2 separate regions of the Homo sapiens genome follow, and region 1 is linked to region 2. The links are chromatin loops, found by intact Hi-C in ENCODE. Cell type or tissue: endothelial cell of umbilical vein. All regions are shown on one strand. Links, peaks and the distances in the headings refer to the core of each region. The heading gives the core; the rest is flanking DNA.

The links. A loop is a pair of places that touch in the nucleus more often than their neighbours do. Peaks named below come from ENCODE experiments on the same cell type or tissue, not always from the same donor. Only the 100,000 strongest peaks of a DNase experiment are listed, where the experiment ranks them.
Region 1: it touches region 2 in a loop (7-fold over the local background); 1 of 110 quality-filtered maps calls a loop at or near these places.

Annotation. Positions count from the first base shown.
Region 1 is chr13:63,697,188-63,704,980 of GRCh38, forward strand. All of the region lies in intron 3 of LINC00395 (long intergenic non-protein coding RNA 395), which reads right to left. Among named protein-coding and RNA genes, the nearest start is that of LINC00395, 37 kb to the right of the region's middle. In endothelial cell of umbilical vein, for the core only: no CTCF peak of the experiment used is centred there; a DNase peak (open chromatin) is centred at 3,804.
Region 2 is chr13:63,624,964-63,632,756 of GRCh38, forward strand. It overlaps LOC105370236 (a long non-coding RNA gene), which reads left to right. Exons shown (of 7, transcript XR_942019.2): 3 at 1,859-1,983. Among named protein-coding and RNA genes, the nearest start is that of LINC00395, 110 kb to the right of the region's middle. RefSeq lists an enhancer at 953-1,247. In endothelial cell of umbilical vein, for the core only: no CTCF peak of the experiment used is centred there; no DNase peak of the experiment used is centred there.

The DNA of each region.
Region 1 (7,793 bases), core at 1,850-6,849, 73 kb after region 2:
TTTATTTTTTAAGGAGAGTGTGGATTCATGGGCTCACTTTATTCATATTTTAGTTTGTACCTATGTCTCTTTTTTCTCTATAATTCTATGAATCACCCCTTTTCATTTTAATAATTTCATATATTCTTAAATCATCAAAGTTTAAATCATTTCCTTATAAATAAAATCCTTACATCCAGTCACCAGTCATAAATGAAGCTGATTAAGAAACTTGCCAAAAATATAAATCAACACTATTCTTTCTTCATCAAGCAAGTAAGAATAAAAACAAAACAAAATAGCAGCTGAATTCAACACAATACTTCATAAACTGCAGAATAAATACTATATTAAACTTTGGATTATTGTCTTTATCACATGATTAATGAGAATATGATCATTAATAGCTATTATCACATGCTTAGGTGCAATGGTTATCAAGGTGGAAATTTCTGGAATTAACATTTTGCATAATAAGAAATAAATTTGGTACCAATTTAGAGGTCTGAATTGAACCCCTAGATTAGCTTATTTGTCTGAAAATATTCAATAATTCATTTATAACCTCCTCATGGGAGAAATACAAAATTATTTCCTGTGGCAGATAAGATCAAAAGGCAAAAATTAGACATTTGTAAGAATAGAGTTTCTTTGTATTTTTATTACATTATTAAGAGATGATCTGACTGGACACTGTGCCTTTTGTCTGTAATCCCACACTTTCGGAAGTCAAGGTGGGAGGATCACTTGAGCCCACAAGTTCAAGACAAGCCTGGGTAACAAAGTGGGGCCTGGTCTTTACAAAAAAAAAAAAAAATCAAAAAAATAGCTGGAACATACTTGTGGTGTGCACCTGTAGTCCCAGCTACTCATGAGGCTGAGGCAAGCAAGAGAATCACTTAAGCCCAGGAGGTGGAGGCTGCAATAAGCCATATTTGAGCCACTGCACTCCAGCCTGAGCGACAGAGCAAGACCTTGTCAAAAAAAAAAAAAAAGAGGGGAAGTAGTGGCTAGGTGTGTTGGCTCATACCTGTAATCTCAGCACTTAGGGAGGCTGAGGCAGGAGGATCACTTGCACCCAGGAGACCAGCCTGGGCAACACAGTGAGACTATGTCACTACAAAAGTTACAAAAAAAAAAAAGGCAAGGCGTGGTGGCCCACCTGTAGCTCCAGCTACTCCAGTGGCTGAGCTACTTAGGAGGCTAATGTGGAAGGATCAACTAAGCCCTTTTGGCAAAGGCTGCAGCAAGCTGTTATCACAGAGCTCTACTCCTGCCTGAGCAACAGAGTGAAACCCTGTCAGGAAAGAAAAAAAGAGAGAGAGAGAGATGATCTGTAATTTGGTCATAATAATCAAGAAGTAAATGGAATTATGAATCCTAAAACTTTAATGTAATATCTTGAATTGTCAATGTAAGAACATACCTGCATGTTGGAAATTTAGAAATGAGAATCACCACAGTGCTACTGATTTGTGGACATTGATTTTGTATCCTGAAACTCTAATGAATTTGTTTACGAGATCTAGGAACTTATTGGATGAGTTCAGGGTTTTCTAGGGTACAATCCTATCATCAGAGAACAGCAACAGTTTGACTTCGTCTTCTCCAATTTGTATGCTCTTTATTTCTTTCTCTTGTCTGACGGCTCAGGATAGGACTTCCAGTACTATGCTGAATAAAAGTGGTGAAAGTGTTTGTCTGAAAAAGACTGTGCCTTTCCTTCATTTATGAAGCTTAGTTTTTCTAGATAGAAAATCCTTGGCTGATAATTATTTTGTTTTAGGAAGCTGAAGATAGGATCCTCATGCCTTCTAGTTTGTAGGGTTTCTGCTAAGAAGTCTGCTGTTAACCTGATCAGTTTTCCTTTATTGGTTACCTGGTGTTTTTCCTCACAGCTCTTAATATTATTTTCTTCATCTTGACTTTAGATAACCTGATGACTATGTGCCTAAGTGGTGATCTTTTTGCAATGAATTTCCCAGGTGTTCTTTGAGCTCCTTGTATTTGGATGTCTAGACCTCTAGCAAGGCCGGGGAAGTTTTCCTCAATTGTTCCCCCACATATGTTTTCCAAACTTTTAGATTCCTCTTCTTCCTTAGGAACACCAATTATTCTTAGGTTTGGTCATTTAACATAATCCCAACCTTCTTGGAGACTGTGTTCTTTTTTTTTATTTTTATTTTTTATCTGTCTTTGTTGGATTGGGTTATTTCGAAAACCTAGTCTTCGAGCTCTAAAGTTCTTTCTTCAGCTTGTTTGATTCTATTGCTGGGGCTTTCCAGTACATTTTGCATTTCTCTAAGTATGTCTTTTATTTCCTGAAGTTGTGTTTTTTAATTTATGGCATCTATTTCACTGAAGATTTCTCCCCTCATACCTTGTATTTTTGTTTTTATTTCCTTAAGTTGGACTTCAACTTTCTCTAATGCCTCCTTGCTTAGCTTAACAATCAAATTTCTGAATTCTTTTTCTGGCAATTTAGGGATTTCTTCTTGGTTTGGACCCATTGTTGGTGAGCTAGTGTGATTTTTTGGGGAGTGTTAAAGAACTTTGTTTTGTCACATGACCAGAATTGTTTTTCTGATTCTTTCTCATTGTGGTAGGCTATGTCAGAGGAAAGATCTGAGGTTAAAGGCTGCTGTTCAGATTCGTTTGTTCCACAGAGTGCTCCCCTGATACATTACTCTCCCCCTTTTCCTGGCAATGTGGCTTCCTGAGAGCTGAATTGTAGTGACTGTTATTTCTCTTCTGGATCTAGCCACCCAGCAGGGCTACCAGGCTCTGGGCTGGTACTGAGGGGTATCTGCACACAATCTTGGGATGTGAATCACCTTCAGGTCTCTCAGCTGTGGATACTTTGGTGGAGGTGGCAGGGGAGTGAAATGGACTCTGAGCGGGTCCTTAGTTGTAGTTGTTTTATACACTAGTTTTGTGCTGGTTGGCCTCCTGCCAGGAGGTGATGCTTTCAGGACAGCATCAGGTGTGGTAAGTATAGGGGAGGATCAGTAGATGGGCAAGGCCCTAGAACTCCCAAGAGAATATGACCTTTGTCTTCGGCTACCCGGGTGGGAGGGGAAGAACCATCAGATGAGAATAGGGTTAGATGTATCTGAGCTAGGACTCTCCTTGGGTGGGGCTTGCTGCTACTTCTGTGGGGGATGGCGGTGTGTTTCCTACGTCAATAGAGTTATGTACCGAGGAGTATCATGGCTGCCTCTTCTGTGTCATGAAGGTTGTCAGGGAAGTGAGGGAAAGCTTGCAGTTTCAGGCCTCACCCAGCTCCCTCACAACCCAAAAGGCTGGTCTTATTCTCACTGTGCACTCCCACAACAGCACGGAGTTTGTTTCCAGGCAGTGAGTGAGCAGGGCTGAGAACTTGCCCCAGGCTACCACCCTCTCAGCTGAGAATGCAAGCAGGGCTTTCACATCTTTCCGCCTGTGGAGTCTGCACTCTGGATTCATGATTTCCCCTGAGCTCTGGCCAGGACACTTCCAATCTGTTTGGAATTGTTACCAAGTTCAGCTGGAGGTTTCCCTCTCCCTGTGTTTTTTTCCCCAGTTCCTCTGGCAGCTGTCCCCAAGGGGACCCCAGTGAGACAAGTCAGAAATGGCTTTCCGGAGGACCCACAGGGCTTTTACAATTGCCTCCTCTACCCCGTATTTCACTTGGCTCTCCAAATTGTCTCACCTCCAGGTAATTTTATGGTCAAATCCTTTTCCCGTAATCCGCCTCAGGTTCCCCAGTGCAGGTCTGTATTTGGGGGAGGATGATTCCTTTTTCCCACTTTCACAGTTTGGCACTCACAGTATTTGGCTGTCTCCTCGGTCCTGCAGGAACCATCTGCTTCCTTCAAAGGGTCTGTGGATTCTCTTGCCTTTCCTGGTTTATTTCTGCAGTAGTTCTTGGAGCAGAAGTTCACAATGTGAGTCTCCACATACTGCTCTGTCTGTCCCAGTGGGAGCTACGATTTAGTCCTGCCTCTTATCTGCCTTTTTTTTGCTACTAAATTCTTATTTTCCATTCCTATTGGTATATTATTGTAAGACTGATTTCTATGTTAAGATTTTGATTAAAACAAAACATCAAAACAGTTTGGAGAGTTATATAGATTTCATTTTGTTCTGTTTCCTTTTTTCTATTTTACATTTGTTCTGATTATATTTACTGAAATGTAATTTTATGTTTGTTGAATCTAATAATAAAAAATTTGTTTCTATTTTGTGTGTATAATGTTTAATCTCATTTTATTTTTTATAACATTTTTATTTTCATAATTGTATCACTCCACAAAAGACTGGGGAAAAATAACCTTTCAGCTCAGACAGTTGGAAAAGCACTGCCATTAGCTCTTTTTGTGGTGTGGTATTATATATATTTGTCTTATTTATTTTTTGCTATATCACTGCCATTTTCATACTCTAAACTTCTAGCATTGCACGCTGCATGTTCCATGCTTTTCGGAAAAGAGTAATGAGTAAATAAACTTCCAAGGCACTTGAAGTAAGCAATGAATTCACAACAATGGTTACATATGGTGGCCTTGAGGTTCAGTAACTTCAGGTAGCAAGAAAGAATCACAAATTTGTGATGTACCCAGGATGAGGGATAATTTGGAGTTCACAGGCAAATGGGAAATGCACATGACATTTACAGTCAAAATTTGGCTTTTTCAGAATTACGCTAGCTAAACAAAACATGGCTTCAGATTCAACTTTTCCTGCATTTTCAGGACCTCTGGTTAAAACAAAAGGCTTTAAGTAAACAGTTGGAGACAAAATAAGCTAATTAAAATGTCTTCTTACTTTTCCTAAAATTGCCTTTAATTGTATCTCTTTCTACATTTTTAGTATCTATCAATCTATCCACCTATCTTCCTCTAAATTTATCCAAATATCTGATATCTGTTAACTACAATCGGTCTCTTTAGCTGTTGTTCTGAACTTCCAGGTCCGTATAAGACTCAGTATCCAATTAGTATTTCAAACACCACAGACTAAAACTGAACTAATCTTACTTTTCTACAAGTCAGTTCCCAAACATGAATTTCACATTTTTATTAGTGCCACAATCTGTTATTCATATTTCTAAACCTGTAGTCATCTCTGACTTTTGTTACTATCTTTTCATATACTCTATTGGTAATATCACAACATGCCCAGCAGTTACATATTTTTTTCTTTATTCTGACCTGCTTGTATAATTTCTGACTCAAATGTCCTCAGCCATATTTATATATGCAAATCAAAACAATATCTTAAAGCCCAGCTAAAACGTCATAACTTTTCTAGTTTCCCTTGATTCTCTCAGCATAAAGTAGTCTCTCCCTCCACTTTACTACTTTAACACTCCATTTTAAACATCTTTTGCTTAGAGAACAACTTTACTGTATAATGTCATTTTTTATTTTGGAGGCAGAGGATGTCATTTATGTCTTTCTGTATATACCATACTATCATGAAAACACTGTCATTTGTATATGGCAAAACCAAAGTTTGCGGAAGGAAGTTTTTGCAAAGATTTCTCAAATTACGTTTCTCAGTAATTTTAATGTTATACAAAGATACATACTATAAGAGGAGAGGAGAGTACATATTTAATACTTTTTCACTTAGACTACTAAACAAATATAAAGGATTATATTGTCATTGAAAATGTTGAAAATTGCATTCCGAACAATAAATGCTTTTATTTGCTGCAAAATAAAGTATTTTTAAGTCATATGGAAAAAGTTCATCATGTAAGGAGTCATGATGAAAAAGAAGCAATTATTGCAGAGCAATAAATAAATGGTTAAACTGGTAAACCAATAAATGAAATGCATTAGCTATCAGAATGGGGAACTTACTGATAATAGCTTGAAGAATGTACACAAACTTGAGGGAAGATTTCTACCCTATTTCATACAAAATGTTGATGTCATTAGAAGTTCCAGACACATGAGAAGAGTAAACTGCAAATCCACATGAAAATAGAAGTTTTGTTTTGTGTTTGTTTCTAAACAAAGCCACTAGATAAAAAGAAAGGCAAAATGATGATGATATTATCAGTTTCATTTCAAAAAGTACTGTGTCAGACGGGCGTGGTGGCTCACACCTGTAATCCCAGCACTTTGAGTGGCTGAGGCGGGCAGATCATTTGAGTTCAGGAGTTTAAGACCAGCCTGGCCAACATGGTGAACCCACATCTCTATTAAAAATACAAAAATTAGCTGAGTGTGGTGGCTCAGGTCTGTAATATCAGCTTCTCGAGAGGCTGAGGCAGGAGAATTGCTTGAACCTAGGAGGCAGAGGTTGCAGTGAGCCAAGATTGCACCACTGCGCTCTGGCGTGGGCGACAGAGTGAGACTTCATCTCAAAAAAAAAAAAAATAAATAAATAAATAAAAAAGTGCTGTGTCAAACAGAAATAGTTTCAATTCTCTAGAAAATAGTTTTCAACTTTAATATAAGCTTTCAGGCATATATGATAAATGTGCAATATGTTTACAAAAGTTAAGAAGTTGGTTCTTAACTTTGGCAAAAGTAAAAGTAAAGTTTAAAGTTGGCAAAAGTAATCATGGTTTTTGCCATTATAGTACCCTCTTAGAAACAGAAATATTGAAATCATATAATCATGCCATACACAAAGACAGGTATAATCTAAAGAAGTAAAGATTATTACAAATATTAACATTAATTCAGAGTTAAATGATTGATTGGTTGATTAATTGATTCAATCAACATTTATAGGGAACCATTACATAGACTACACTCTCCACAGTTGAAAAAAATGTACATAGTATAACCAATTTCCTCAAGGAATGCAGTCTGGTGAAGGAGACATACATAAAAATAGTTTTAATGCAGGATGTGATTTGTAAAACTTTCTGTAGAAAGCTTTAGGAGCATAAAAGAGAGAAAATAACTGAGAATGAGAGAACAAGAATATAAAGAAAAAGCTTTATATAGATGAAGTATTGACTGGCTCTTAAAAGTTGTATTGGTATCAATGTGTTTTTGTTGTCTATTGCTTGCAATGAATCACCCAAATTTTAGTGGTTTGAAACATTAACAATTATTTTATATCTTTCACAATTCTGAAGGTTGCTAGTTTGAGACAGACAATTTTCTTTAGTGGTCTCTCAGGAGTTCATATTCAGATGGAGGTGGAGGCTAGAGTCGTATTGAATTTTTCTTCACTCAAGTGAATGCTGTTTGATACATTAGATTGACAATTGACTCAGGCCAAATCTGGTGCATTCAGTTAAAAAAAAAAAAAACATAGAAAAAGGAAACTGTACAAGGCCATTTTATGTTGTCTGACTTTCTTTGTGGTATCGTGGCTTGGTTCCAGGAGTCAGCATCCCCAGAGAACAAGGCAGATTTTTGTGACATTTTTGTAACCTAAACTCACGTGTCATTTACCCTCACTTCCATTATATTCTATCAGGTCAGTCACAAAGGATTTCCCAGGTTCAAGGAGAGGACTTTGAAAGAGCATGTGGAATAAAACATACTGTGTCAGACATGTTTGGAAAAGACAAGCTGTCACCGTGTGTTTCATATTCAATGTGTGAATGAACGAAGAGAAGTAGGAAACTTCAGCCAAGTTAGCAGCTTGTAGAGAACATTGTGATTTTCTCGCCATTCATTGTATCTGCCCTAGATTAGATGCCCTTGTGGTTCCAAGGGCTGAGCCAATCAACAAATTTCATTCCCCTGGCCAGAGTCATTGCTTCAGTTAAGTACCTGCCCCAATTTGCCAAATCTGAAGCAAGCTTAGGACATTCTTCATAATTGAAAAACTCTTCTCAAACATGGATGAAAGCTTAT
Region 2 (7,793 bases), core at 1,242-6,241:
TTTTTTTTTTTTTTTTTTTGAGACGGAGTCTTGCTGTGTTGCCCAGGCTGGAGTACAGTGCTCAGTGGCACGATCTTGGCTGACTGCAACCTCCATCTCCCGGGTTCAAGCAATTTCCCTGCCTCAGCCTCCTGAGTAGCTGGGATTACAGGAGCCTGCCACCACGCCCAGCTAATTTTTTGTATTTTTAGTAGAGACGGCGTTTCACCGTATTGGCCAGGATGGTCTCCATCTCCTGACCTTGTGATCTGCCTGCCTCGGCCTCCCAAAGTGTTGGGATTACAGGCGTGAGCCATGGCGCCTGGCTTTGTGCTATCTTTTTAAATTTACCAAGTGCTTCTCTTTTTGCTTCTCATAAGAGGACTATACATTAAGTAGCACTGCCATACTACCCTGTTTTACAAATCAGTCATCTCGGATTCAGAGAAACTAAATTACTACCCAAACCATAACAGGTAAAATGAGAGAATATTCAAATCTAGTGTTCTGAACGATAGCTTTTTGTAGCAAAAATGCCTCGTTGGCCATATTTGTGAGTATTTTAGTTAAAGCATGGTCTCATCACAAAAGAAATCTTAATTTTCCATTTTTTCCAGTATACAAATACATCTCACAACACCTTGGATGACTATTTATTAGAATAAATCACAGAGCTTGAAAGCCTTTCCAGAGCTCAGTTAATACACTATTTGTATACTACCTCCCAAGCCGGAGACATTTTTTGAAATTATACACCCTTCACCATCATGAGGACCTAAATAGCGACACCAGTAATAACTGTGGTGGAAAGAAAAGGGAACTGGCTGGTGCACACATGGACATATGAAAATTTTCATACCATTTGGGGATTGTTAACATTTAATTTGTAGGCAAGTTAAATTTGGCAGAGTTTATCTGAGCAAAGAACGACTCCTTAACTGAGTGACATTCAGAACCAGAGGAGGTTCATAGAGCCCTGCCTGGCAGTATGGGCAGGGAGCTTTTATAGGCCTTATTGGGTGAACACAGAAGCAAAGTAGATAAGTCATTTGCTACACTTAGGCATCCACCTCATTTGGGCATGGTGTGATGAGTCATCTGCCTTCTTTGGGCATGACATAATGAACCATGTGCCTTATTTGGGCATAATGTGATGAACTGGCTGCCTGTGATTGGCTAAACTTGGCTTTGTTATATTCCTAAATTAGCTTTTTGGCATGTGTATGTACTAAGTTAGGTTGCAATTTGTTATGCAGGAACTCAAAAAGTACAGAGACAGCCTCAGGCTAATGGCCTTCTACTAATTTAATAACACATAGAGAAACAGTGCAAATGTCTGTACTCAGCATCATTATATTAGTTGGATTATTTAGGTTTTCTAAAAGCGATACATTAAGTCTAACTCAGGCAGCACAGAAATATTTTAAAAATATGTATAGGCGTAATGAACATAAACTCTCATAGAAATAACAGAGTATAAAGCTTGGCCCATAGAGACAGTGATATATCCTTCAAGCTAGAAGTTTTAACGCTTACATTTTACATTATATCTTTTCTTTATTATATAAATTTATCAATCTCTGTCATTATTGTCATTTATCTTCTTTTTAGTTTTTCTTTCACTGCATCTGCCAGTGCTATTCTGTATAGATTTTGTGTCTTGTGGTTTTTGCTTATTTGTGTTTCTATCTCCTCATGATGTGGGACCAATTTACTGCCCATTATTGTTTTTATTGCTTCATACCTTACATATATCCACAGTTTTATTGTCTATTTTGAATAGTAATTTCTTGATGCTTTCGTATTTTCTGGTTATTTTTCCAAAGAAGAGAATCTTCTTGCATCTAACATTTTCCCACTTTCTTTTTTTTCTTGACAGACCACCTTAGATATTGCTGGCCAGCTCATGAATTGTGGCTTGTGGTCCAGCTAATCTTTCCTAGTCTATTCAGCTATGGCCAGAGAAGATGTGCTTAACTTGTGGAGCCTTACTGTTTCTCTAAGGTAGGAAACTTGGTATGGGGCAGCCTCTTTGCTAAGGTTACATGGGTACGGTAGCTTCCATGATTTAGCTATGTGTAATATGCAAGGTCTTAAATAGATTTGTAAGCAGTGAGGTTATATGTTATCATTCATTTATTACTGATCACATTTTAACCCAGTCTCTAGCTATAGGCAGCAGATGGATTTCCAATCTTACTCGTTTATTGCTTACTATTGCTGACACATACATAAAGGGCCTTTCTGAATATATTTAAAGAACTCATGAGAGCTCTTCATGAGATAATACTATAAAACTTAGATGTTAGGTGCTGGATAGCAGGATAATTTTATTAAATGAGGTGTTCAGTTTCATTAGGTTATATTTACTAAAGTACTAAGTGTTTCCGTTCTTACAGTCTATGTGTCCCCTTTCTATAAACTGCTTGCAGAAGAAGCAAGGCATATCAGTTGGGGACTTGACCTGCAAGCTAGAATTACTCTTGTAAATGCTTCAAATTTACCAAGAGGATTATCTGTATATTTATGAGAATCTTTGATACTGGAGATAATCCCAGTATTTTCTGTTCCTTGCACCCAAAAGGAGCTTCACAAACATTTCAGAAGATAAATCCATCTATGTTTGGGGAAGTATGTGTGTTTTGTGCTGAACACATTTGTTTTGGGGGTTCACATGTACGTGGTAATGAGAGAAAAAGGTGAGATTTGTTCTCCTAATTTGTCCCCTTCCTTCCTCTTTATGTAAAAAACACCATCAATTTTACAAGTGCTTTTTAAAACGAATTATCTGAAAACCACGGTAAATATAACAAACATAAAAAGGAACAAAGGTATAAGAATTCTTAAAGGCCCATTAATAATTGTCACTCATATCTTCATTGAAATGTAAATAGAATTAGATTTACCCTTTCTTAGTTGCCCTCTTACTCCTGCATTGATTTGCCTCCTATTCTTGTCTGGAAATTTCATCCTGCCCAAATATTTCCTCTCAACATACTACCCTGTGCTTATATCAATGAGAACATTTATCATTCTCTCTAATGATCTTGACTCCTTATCTCTTTCTCCCGCTGTTTTTTTACTTCACAATTTTAAAGGACAAGAGCTGCACCTAATTTATTTTTAAATTTCCAGAACCTAGCATAGAAACAGAGAGAAACTAAGAATGTATAGTATAAGTATATGAATTATTAGATTAATAAATATACTTAGGAATTTTCCTTCTCCCTTTGGTAAGTCTCAGTTTCAATGCACTACTGTATTATCAGGAGTTACAGTAGGTCATACATGTCAAATGTTCACATAATAGACCCAGAGAGATCAAGGAAAAGTAATTTGCATCTCACAACAAACTTTCTGTTATCTCAAAACTGTACTGTGTAGTACAGCAAAATTATCTTACGCATTTCTTCATATGCTGTCTGAAACTTTATTTTTAACATATTGGTAATTTCTTGCTGAAAATGTACGTCTACATAAGAGCACTAAAATGACCTTCGGCTTAAGCATAAATCAAAATTTTTATTTCACTTTCCTTTTTATTATCACAGTGGTCACTTTTCTCACTTAAACTTTCAGTAAGGTCATTCAGCTTTGACCTATCAAGCTTTCATTTCCTGCTGTCTGAAATGAAACATCTCTCCCACCTATAACTGACAAGAGTCACATTTCTTGTGGGATTGATTTCTTTCATCTTGTTCTTTCTTGAGCCCTTATCTTTCTTTTACTTTCTCCCTTTCCTTCCAGTGATAAGGTCTCTATATTTTCTTGTTGTGTTCATCTTGTGCTTTTTGTCTTTCATTTATCAGCTTCCAGCTTCTTAATTTATACATTCTATCCCTATTTTTTCTCCACTTATCTGTGATTTTATCTTGTTCTTTGCTCCTAATATTTTGAATTTTTCCCCAGTTAGCATATTGGCATCTTTTTTATATTGCTATTATTACTGAATCTTAGATTATTGTTTCTGTTGATATTTTCTTGTTAATTTCTCTCTGTTTCTGCCTATTTAATCATATTCTATTTTCTATCCTTATTATTTGCCCTCACTAATTTAAGCTTAACTCAGTTTTATCAGATTGTTTATATCTAGAATATATTTTTCTTCTCTTTATTATGCTAACTGCACATACTGATTTTCTCTCCTATATTGTAGCCATGAACATTTTTCCACTGCTTTGTGGCACGTTTTAGGACATCTTGAGTCTAATATTAGCATTAAAATATGTAATTATTTGCCTTTTACAAAAATCTGTGGTACAGTATCATCAATTCCAGAACCAACTCTTGTCATAATAAATAGGAGGAGTTACAGAAACCTAATAATGAAATTATGAAACATATTAGGTATCTACTGGTAAAAAAATATTCCTGAATTGAATGCACCTACTTGTTCTTTTCAAATTATTTTCTAATAGCTTTGTTAAAGTGTTTCCTTAATTTAAAAAATTATATGATGTAAATAAAAAATGCTACAGTAGCGAAATGTATTTCCAAACATGGGTTTTCCAAATACGCAAGCAAATTATATGACAATTAAATGATTTCAAATAATACAACAAAAGTGAATATTTTTTGAAACATTTTCCCCAAAGGAAAACTGTATATCTATATAGCACCATTCCACAAGGTTTCCTTGCTTGCTGCTCATTTCTGCTTTCCAGTAAAAAGCCTGAGAGTAACACCCCCTCTTCCTTATGAATAATTTGCCTGTGAAATATACACTGTGCAGCCGAGCTAACTTGAAAAACTAGCATATTCCTCTGATTCTGGAAATCAATGAGGTGGTTTCTATGAAAACAGATAATCTTGACTTGTGGCAGCTCATGCGATGTGTCAGGCAATGATCCAGTGTGCACTCATGTGTCCAGTGTACAATCATGTGTCCTAGACAAATTCTACAGCAGCAGTTTGTTCTCTGAAGTTTGTCTTTTAATGATTAATATCAAAATCTGGAATAAAATACAAACTGCAGAATTTTATAACTTCTCAGTTCTGAGTATTTTATCTAATGTAAGTTAATTGAGACAAACTAGTATTTTATGTCTCTAAGAAAGAAAAAAAACCCTGCCAATTAAAGTGTGGCAAACTACCAATTCTTAGACATATTATAATTAAATATACATTTACATATAAAAATATGATCTTAAAATTTATAAAATCTAATCTAAATTTAGCAGACATATAGCTTTTAGAAAAAATATTTCATATTCAATTGTTTTTACTAACTCCTTTTGGTATTAATTCTCAGATGGAATGAAAGATATTTTTTCTTTGATGATCCTACATTGACTATGATCTAGAAAAAGTTCTGGTACACACAAAGCATCAGTAACAATGACCTTGTAAGATTGTTTGAGATATAAATGCGTTAATCTAACTAAAGAGTTAAAGAAAATGATTCTCAATCCATAAACTCAGATAAAATTTAAGTTAATATAATCCTGATTAAGAACACCCACACATAATAATATGGAAAAAGCCATATTACTGATTATTAAAGCCACCCCCACTTTCCATCCTAGATTATGAGATAATCCTATGATGCTTAATTGATGTAAGCAGTTTTAACCAATCAAAAATGGTCGCTACTAAAATTCCATGTATCTAAACTTTCAGTGCTCATTTGATGTCAAGCAATTCTTTGCTTGTCTATGGACAATGAGAAACTTTGCTGATTGGAAACGCCCGTACCTAACCATGCCAAGTAGACATCTTCTCTGAGGTCACACCATACCCTTTTGCAGTGCTGTGGAGTAGCTCTGGTCCTTTCTTCACAAGGCCTGCTGAAATATCAGATGTATTAGTCAGTGTTCTCTATAGAGACAGAACCAATAGAAAAGATAGAGAGATATATAGATAGGGATATAAATATGGATACAGACATGAACATGGAGATAGATAGATATGAGTTGTGATTCTTAAGGGGAATTGGCTCACATGATTATGAAGGCTAAATCTCTTGACAGGCGGTCTGTAAACTGGAGACCCTGGGACGAAGGTGCCCTGTCTCAGTCCAAATCCAAAAGCTTCAGAACCAGGGAAGTTTATGGTGTAATTCTCAGTCCCAAGCATGGAGAGCCTGGAGTTCTGATGTTCAAGGGCAGGAGGACAAGAGTCCTCACTTCAGGAGACGGAAAGTGTTTTGCTCTCCTTTTTTTGTCTTTTATCCAAGAGCCCAGCTCATTAGATGTTGCCTACCCATATTGCAGGTGGGTGGACCTTCCCCACTCAGTTCACTGACTCACATGACATTCTTCTCGGAAAACACCCTTCCCAGACTTACCAAAAGTAACGCTTCACCAGTTCTCTAGGTATTCCTTAACCCAGTCAAGCTGACACCTAAAATTAACTGTCACATCAGGGTTCTTAATCTCTGCTTCCACTAGTTTCACAAAGCCATTTTTGCTTTCTCCATGTCCCCTAAATAATTAGGCATAATTCCTTCAGTAAGTTTAGGCTGTTACAAAATACAAGATAAAGAGAGTCATATATTTCTGGAAGTTATATCTTACTACACTTTCAGTGTTCTCTAAGCAAGAATAAAACATTGCTTAAAATGACGAATTGGGGGATAATAGATGTTAGGTGTTATTATAACTATTGCTCCTTTGGTTCCCCCAAAAGCATAGCTTGAGATAAGACTTTGGTTGCATGAATTTGCTTTGTAAAATAAAACATAAGAAGGGAGTATGGAAATGGAACAGGTAAAGTGAGAAAGTGATAGAGAAAATGCTAATAAACAGTGTGGTATGAAGATGACTGTCAAAGGACCGCTGAGATATAGGTACAGTGCTTCCCTGATCCTTTCTTTTGAAGGACTAAAGGCTAAAGTATCTGTGCCTTTGCTCCCCTGACAATCTTTTCTGGAGCTGACCATTTCACATTTCTGAGTTGGGCCTGCTCAAACTGAGCAGAATCTTGGACTTCAATGTAAAGTCTTGAAGCAGAAAGCCTGAGATCCATTCCATGAGTGCTTAGAATATAACTTTCAGCATGCAACAACCTCTCCTCCACATTTGTGCATGAAGTCAGAGGTGATTCAAAAAGGTGCAAACGATGAATCAAAGTGTCTACTAGAATTCACTTCTTGCATTGTTCAAATGTCTCATGATTTATGTTAAATCCATCTCACTAACTTTTCCAGTTTGGGGTCAAGTGCAATTTCTTGGGGCAGAAAAAAAAGAAAGAAGGAAAAAGAAAGAAAAGAAAAGGGGGGAAAAACCGGACCATAAAACGAGTGGAATGAATCAGTATTTACTTCTGCAACTATTTCTGAAAATATGATATTCACTATTTTTTTCTTCACTCATCCAATCTAGATTTTCTTTACCATCAGTATTCAAATCTAGAATGGGTAATAGAAAAGGAAACACTAACTATTAATTAATGCCTCGAGATCAGCTGCAGAAGATTATAGCTTATTCCAACCTACTTTTCTTGGCCAGACTACAGTAGTCACAAGGCCATAAGAATGAGCTTAGGGACAGATGTTAAGTGTAACGTTGTAAGATACATAGGGGTTTGAACTACTCATTGAAATAACTTTTATGTTCTTCGAGCTTTTTTGGCTTCAATCCCAAATGCATCATTTCCATGGTACAATGGATTGCTGCAATGCTTCCCTGACAGTTATAACCTGGTAGATCAGAAAATACTCTAGGTACTCAATTTTGGCAGCTTTATTCCCATAATCACTTGATGTTTTATGAAAAGGTGTTCAGTCTCTACTAAGAATCCAGGAAACCTTTTACAAGTATTAAGTTGTTATCTTCCATAAAAGGCAAGGCTTTGCTCTAGATCCTTAGGGGTTG